Regions from separate parts of the Mus musculus genome. Here region 1 is linked to region 2. A link is a contact called in ENCODE Hi-C or POLR2A ChIA-PET data. All regions are on one chromosome and are shown on one strand. Each heading gives the region's core, a stretch centred on a gene start or an enhancer-like site at or near the end of the contact. The rest is flanking DNA. Distances are from core to core; before and after follow the strand shown.

Region 1 (3,624 bases), core at 970-3,469, 270 kb after region 2:
CTTTCTCCTCCCCCAGTCATTCTCTTTGGAAGCCCTGTTTCAATCAATCTCCTTGTTACTAGATAGAAACAATTTATCTATGCCGTCAATGCCCTGGTTATCTGGAGGCAGGGTTTGGTTATCTGGAGGCGGGGGTTGACGGGGCATCCTTACTGATTGCTCATCTTTGTAACATCATAGCAGTTCAATGAAATCCACGCCATCTCTGGGTAGGGGTGGGGAAAGTCTGTAGATTCATTGAACCTCAGTCCTTATAGCATGTACTTTCCAACTGTGACACTGCAGGTTTTCATGCAGTAGGTGTATCCTCTGAGACATTTTCCCATCATCTGCCCAGTGACATTTTCCCATTAGCACAGTGTCATAGAAGGCCACAGGATCCTGTGTGGGAACCACCACAAATAACAACCTGGGCTCTGAACAGGGACAAAGATAAACCTATATTTCTTCCGTATTTTTATTGTAAATAAAGGAAAAGATGGTTTAAGTAAAGTTTTCATTATCTCATGGGTACTGGGTTATCTCTAACTTCAGTGCAAAATAAAACCCTCTACCTCTCTTTGGTTGTAAGATCTTCACAACATTACTCTGTTCCTTCCTGAAAATGGACAAACCTTTCCCCTTTACTTTTGGTAATAAAAAGAGCAAAATGGTTGATTAGGTATATTTTATTATTTTCTTTCTTTTAACTCTTTGATGCCAAGCAAAGGAATGGGCTGGTAACTAATTATAACATGGGATTATGTAACAACATGAGATAAATGTACTTAATTGAGCAAGCCCACATTTGGTGGTGAGGAAATAAACTGAGAGGTGGGGAAGTGGCACTCACAGGGTTAATTCCCAGCAGGAACACTTAGACGCTCCTGCTGATGCAGACCTTCTCTTCTCAAGATGGAGAGAGTTCTATGGATGAATGGAGTTATGGTAGCACAAAGTGAATGGCTGCAATGCCTTTGTGAATTGTAAGTGTAGACATGTTTTTCAGATGCTAAATTTTATCTGATGTATATTTATCACAATGAGAAAAATTGTTAGGACTGGGGAGAAAGCTTAGTCTCTAACAAACATGGTTGGGCATGGCAGCACACATTTATGATCTCAGTGTCAGAAGTCAGAGACAAACTCCTTGGGGCTGACTACACAGCCAACATGGCATACATGGTGAGAGACAATGTCTTACAAAATGTGGGAGATGGCACCTGAGGAGCATCTAAGGTTGACCTCTGGCCTCTTATGTACAGGCACACATGTGAATAAACACACACACCACAGCATGTATGAAATCACATTAGATTGTATCTCTAATGTGAAATAAGTTACACAGGTTCCCTTCCATGAGTAGAACACTGAGCGGTTCATCTTACCTGTAGAATTTCTTACTAATATTATTCTGACTTTGGAAGCTTGGGAAATCAGAGCAGCCAGAAGCCTTTACTGTAGTTATGTAAGAAAACGAGAGGAGAGTGATTCCAGTCCAGTTCTGAGCCTTCTCTGTCCTCCTGGCTCCTGCCATGTGTGGGTGACTTCCTCCCTCATGTGTGTACCCACCATATTTGCATCACAGTAGGGAGTACACATTATTCTTTATTCTAGGATTATTGTATTCCAATAAATTCAAATGAATCTGACCACGTAGTGAACATGGCAGAACAGTCCACAAAACCTGCTTGTTGCTCGTGGCATGGAGCAATTCCTAGTGTCAAGTGCATCTGAAAGAGTCTCCCCAACACACCCAATCGGGGATGGGAGTCAGGCTGACAGCTTCAGCCCTGGGCTCTGTGCTCACACCCTGGCATTTTGGTGCAAAATGAATCCAATGCCTGAGAAAACCTTAAGACCCAGGTCATCTTTATTTTCCCTCCAGAGAGTGAGTTATTTGGAAGCCCCAGTACAAGGGAATGCCAGGGCCAAAAAATGGGAATGGGTGGGTAGGGAAGTAGGGGGGAGGGTATGGGGGACTTTTGGGATAGCATTCTAAATGTAATTGAGGAAAATACGTAATAATAAAAAATATTTAAAAAATAAAAAATGAAAACGTTTTGTAGAACTTCATATTTTTTTCTTCTCCGTATGAGGTTTAATATGCGCTCATTGCTTAAGAAGAATAGTCTACCTGATTGGGTCCCGTGGCGAGCAGAGCTGTCCCAGCCTTGCTGGAACTTGTGTTTCCTAAGTCCTGGCAGAGAGCAGGCTGAGTAGATGCTTCCTGCCCAGAAGCATAGGTACACGAGTGTGGGCCCAGGGGGCCTCTGATTAGGGTGCTGAGGAAGCAAGCAGACACCTCCAGCTGCCATCAATCAGCTCAGAGCCTGGCTGGAGCCGTAGTGGGTGGATTCTGCTCTGTGTGGTGGAAACACAAGGAGACAGAGACAAATGTTCTCTGGCCCTGCCGTTCTCCATGCTGCCCTTTCACAGTCCTTAACATGCATGCTCAAATTGATTTAGCCCCTTTCCCCTCAACTCAACCGTCTACTTTCCTTGCAGACTGACAGTTTTATGTGTGGCTGCCCTGCCAGTAGCTATAGTGTTTCAGAAACATTGACTTCCAGACTTAAAGGATGAGTGAGGAGGGGTGGGGGTGGAGAGGAAGGGAGGTGAGCTTGACTCATTTTAATTCCTTTTTTTTTATGGGGTGCAAAACATGCCCATCTCGGCACCAACTTTGTCTCTCCCTCTTGTTTTTCTTCTTTATTTCTTTTCTGTGTCAATGATTTCCATGAAAAGGTTTGAATAAAGCCTCACACTTGAAAAGCACATCTGCCAGGTGATGTCAACGCCTGGCCTGCTCCGTTTCCTGTTGGGTGGTGAACATGCCATTCTCTCATGGCCCTGGAATGCTGATTTGGTCCAGGGGCGAAGGCCAAACACAGGTAGGGTCAAGCTGGAGGAGCAGGGTGTGGAGGGTGCTTTCTGTCTTCAGTTCAGCTTTTGAGCGAGGGGGGCTGGGAAGAGTCTAGAAGCAGTTTATTGTCTGTTCTGCAATGTAAACTCAGAGGAGGAGGAGAGGGCGGGAAGTAAAAACTGGACTGTCAACAGTCCCTTGTCAGCTGCCTGCACAGCGTGCAGACATGCCAAACGTTGGGTGGACTTTGCCCGGGACAAGCCAGGACCCAGGTTTGACCCTTACCCTGACATTATTTGGAACTGGATGAAAGCACCTTCTCGGAATGTGTGAGAATATTTCTGGCATCGAAGGTCGAAGACTGAGCCTCGGAGTTAAAATAAATATTCAGGGCAAGGAAGGAAACAGAGGTTAAGGGTTTGATCAGATAGGAACTCGGAGCTCACGCAGTTCATCTCCCTCCTTGTACTCTCTCTGGTTTCATGTGTTCATCTACACAGCAGCCAACACACAGCTTGTCCTTCCTGCTCCTGTGGGGAAGGGTTGAAGGGAGGCCATTGATTTATGAAGACAAATAAAGATAAAACAAACAAAATAAAATAAAGTAGGTTGACGCATGAACCTTGGCCTGTGTATTTTCAGTTATTCCCTGAGATGGGTATTTAGTTCATTGTGGTGTCTTACTCTATAAAGTAGTTGGAAAGATAATGCAGGAAGAGACAAGAGTATTTTCATCTTTTTGTAAGAAATAGAATCTGGGGGAAAGACCATGAGGCAGA
Region 2 (3,801 bases), core at 1,248-3,747:
CACGGCCCACCCTTGCAGCTTGTCTGAGGATGTTCAAGAATACAGGGTTTATTGCCCTAAAAGGAAAGGAAAGAAGTTAATTCCCTTTACTGGATTCTTATGGATGGATTCAAATCCACTAAGACATCAACTTCTGTGATGTTTTGGTTTCAACTTTGTTTCTCAACCGCATGCAAGGCTATGAATGATAATATAGTTAATTTCACAATTACTAATGTAACTTATCATGACATCACAGAAATACTGGGCGATTTAGAAAGTATTGCTTGTCAGTCTGGAAACAAACAAAAGTATTGTTTGTCAGCCTGGAAGTGGGTACACAATGGCTCTGATGTTTTTATTTGGGCAAATCTATAAATCAACAAGTCCTTTAGTGCTTTGATTTCTTTTAAGTCACACACACTTCTGAAGCCTTTGCCAGGCGAAATTTTCACTTTATTCTCTCTCAACAAAAGAGATGGATAATTGTGTTTTCTCATGAAAGTGAAGAAAGTGTTGGGCTTCCCTTCCTACCAACTCTATTTAGACAGATCTTATGTAGGGAAGTAGGAATTACTGACATTTCCCTGATGACCCTTATATCTTTTTCAAAAATGTTCCCTACCCCAGTTGTTTATTCCTAGACTAGACTCACTGCAACTGAGCTTACTAAATAAAGCACAAGGTCTGTTTTAAACTAAAAATTTATAGTTTGTCTCAAGTCTCATGACTGCAGGCAATTAAAAAGGTGAAGCTGACTTCATTAAATGTCTTCCAGATTCAAGGTTACTAAATCCTAACCTAGGAACGTGTGATCTCAAGAAACACACAATGGAGGCATTTAAGCAGAATCAATTTTGTGCAATATATTTGATTTTGAAATAGACCATGACCTTTGAAGGTAATATTTTTAACATTTTATGGATTATTATTACTATTATTATTATTAAAAATTTTTAAACTTAAGAGATTTGTTTTAGCACATCTCTGGTCCAAATATTCTGAAATGTAAATAGGAATCTTTGAAATTATGTTTTTATAAGTGTTATGTGGTTCAAACTCTCCATTGTTGCCTCTCCTCATCTTATTACATTGGAGAATTGGCCCCAAATTTGTGCAGACAGCTGGGAAGAGCCAGATAACACACTCTGATGAGATACTGTATTTCTTACTTGACACTGCAAATCTCTTCACGCACAAAAAGAACAAAAGCAGATCCACTGGAGAAACCTCATTATGCTCCTACATCTGTGAAAAATAGACAAGACACAAAAGCCCCACCAACTCTACATTTGAAAATATGACTTTAACACATCCCCTTGCATGAAGGGTGAACAAACAGCTTCTTGGCTTTTAATACGTTCTATTACCTTCTAGTGCACTTTCTTACTGCTGATCTTCTTCATAGGGAGTGTCCTGGGTTCCTTGCATGTAATTCCACACATAACCGTGAATTCTAAAAACATTCAAAAGCTTGCAAATGCATTATGCCAACAACAACAAAAACTTTATAAAAACTCACTGCAATTGTTAAGACTTAAAAAAAAAATTACTTTGAACCCAAAATATCCTAACTCACATTCACAGGTGATTTAGATCATGGAGTTTTTGTTTATCAAATACCATTCCTGATAAAATTCCCTGGAAAAATATTTTCTATCAATATTTTGGGGGTCTTAGGTTATTTTTAAAACTCTATGGAATTTTTAATTCCACATACAGCCCTTTTCACTACATCCTGAGCTATAGCGTCCATATAATAAATAACCAAATTCCATAGTATGTAAAGACGCAAAAAGCATTCCCAGCTTACTAAAGTCCCCCACCCCGTGACAGACATATGGCTAAAGCTAAAACTTCCTGATGAGTTATGCTTATTTTATTTCATTTAAAATGCATTGGTGTTTTGGACAAAATTATACAAACATTACAAAGCAGGAAGAACTTGGGCCCCGTTTTCTCCCCTTCCCCTCCCCCCGTGTAATTTTAGGGATCGTATCACAAACCAAATGGAGCAATCACTAAAACCCCACAGCAGGAAATCCCACCCTTTAGTGTGTAATTATATTACATTTGCAAAAATGACTGTTCTTTCTGAAACTTTCATATTTCGCATGATCTGAACTTTGCACTTTTCCCTTTATCTGGGGGCACGGTGTCATGGTGTACACATTTTTTTTTCCGTTGTTGTTGGTGGTTTGTTATTGTTTTTTAAATGTTCTTCACAACTCTTTTTAAACTCAACTCTAAGGGTGGCTGCACCAGTCCCCTTAAATTGGAGGCTGACAGCTCACGACTGACAGGGGCCCTGGAATGCCCGCTCCTCCCCAGTTGCGCTCGCAGGACTCCTGCAGGCAATCGACTTTTGTTAGAGCGTCCTCGAGTCCACATCCACGATCGCTGAAATCCTGCTCCGGGTTTTCGTGCAGCCCGCGTGATTGACACATGATATCACCGGGGGCGGGTCCCGGCGTGGAGGTGGAGGTGGCGGCGACGCTGAAATGCTGCGGAGCCCGCGCGCGAGTGCTCAGCACGCAGGGGTTTGCGGCGGCCCCGCAGCCAGAGCTCTGCGGGCTAAGGAGCGGCTGCGAGCGGCGTGCATGTGCCGGGAGGGCCGGCCCCAGGCTCTGCACTAGGTAAGAGCCTTCCCCTCCCGCCGAGGACCTGGCAAGATCAGGTGAGAATGGTGCTTTATTTTATTTTATTTTCGAGGAGCTGGACGTTTTCGGAGCTGGCTCTAGCTCTGTGCCCGGCGCTTTGCGGTCGGCCCTGCAGCGAGTTCCGTAGCCAGGCAGCGAGTTACGCGTGTGCGAACGCGGGCTGGCACCGCCGCGCACCCGCGTGTCTGTGCGCATTGTTGGGGACCGACCCGCCGGGCGCTCGTGCCAGACCTGACTTTTCCCGTCCCTGCGTGCGGGCTTGCCTCGCGCAGACGCGTCTCTCGGACGCGCTTTGGACTGCGGGGCATTCCGTGGGGGCAAAACGTGCACGGCCGTGTGTGTCCGGGGCTCGTGGCTGTCCATCTCGGCGAGCAGGACAGCGTCCCGGGCTGGCAAGGGACTCACGTGTTTCTGTCTCTGCTCGTCTGCAGCCGGCGTGGCGACTGCGGGGACGCGGACCTGCGGGGACCCGAGAGCCCGGGACGACGCCGGGCCGCGCGCCTGACGACCGGGACGGGACGGTGCTGTGGAGCGGGCGCCGCGCGCACCCGGCGGATGTCCCCGAGCCGCCCTCGGCCGCCGCCAACCGCGGAGAAGCGCCCCTGCCCGGGGGCCGCCGAGGCCGCAGCGCGGGCCATGCGCGCCCGGCCGCCCCGCCGCGCTTGATGCGGCGCGCGCTCCGCCCGCTCGGCGCCCCCGGCCGGCGCCGCGGAGGCCGAGGTGAGTGCGGGCGGCAGGTGCGGGCCGGGGCGGGCCGGGCGGTCCTGGCGGTCCTCGCGCAGCCCGTGCCAAGCGCGCGGCACCCGATGGCGCTGGGGACCCAGCGCCCGCCTGTGCTCGGAGCGCAGTGCCGCGGGACGCGGGGAGAGGGCGCTGCCTCCTCCCGCCCGCGAGCTGTTTTCATTCATAACTTTATCCGGCCGGACCTGCCGCGGCTCGGTGCCCCTGAGGTCTCGGCGTGGGGCCCAAGCGCCCGACGGTGCTACCCACACTGCTGTCCGCGGGTGCGCACCGGCTTCGCTCTGGACAGTTGCGGGGTGCCTAGGTGCTCCGCCTGAGCGAACTTGCTTGGGAATGCCCTGTAAAATGCAAATTAAAGCCGTGCCTAGGGGTTTCATAACTCAAACAAGCCGTGCCCACGTCTTCCTTTCTTGTGGATGAG

Evidence for each region. Hi-C counts contacts between places; a loop is a spot of excess contacts on that map. ChIA-PET counts read pairs that join two places held with the same protein, here RNA polymerase II (POLR2A).
Region 1: POLR2A ChIA-PET joins it to region 2 with 11 read pairs in Patski. The contact joins the enhancer-like site here to the promoter of Spry1 in region 2. A Hi-C loop is called at or near these places in 2 of 37 maps with a recorded cell type or tissue (adrenal gland and left cerebral cortex). POLR2A ChIA-PET finds 5 or more read pairs at or near these places in 1 of 5 experiments (Patski).

Annotation. Positions count from the first base shown.
Region 1 is chr3:37,904,677-37,908,300 of GRCm38, forward strand. The region is part of intron 1 of Gm20755 (predicted gene, 20755); the gene reads left to right. Among named protein-coding and RNA genes, the nearest start is that of Gm20755, 7.7 kb to the left of the region's middle. Within about 2 kb of position 2,220, at least 1 of the 3 ENCODE cell types and tissues checked has a DNase peak (open chromatin) inside an H3K27ac peak, as active enhancers do.
Region 2 is chr3:37,637,450-37,641,250 of GRCm38, forward strand. Spry1 (sprouty RTK signaling antagonist 1) reads left to right here and starts at 2,498. Exons shown (of 3, transcript NM_011896.3): 1 at 2,498-2,656; 2 at 3,071-3,359.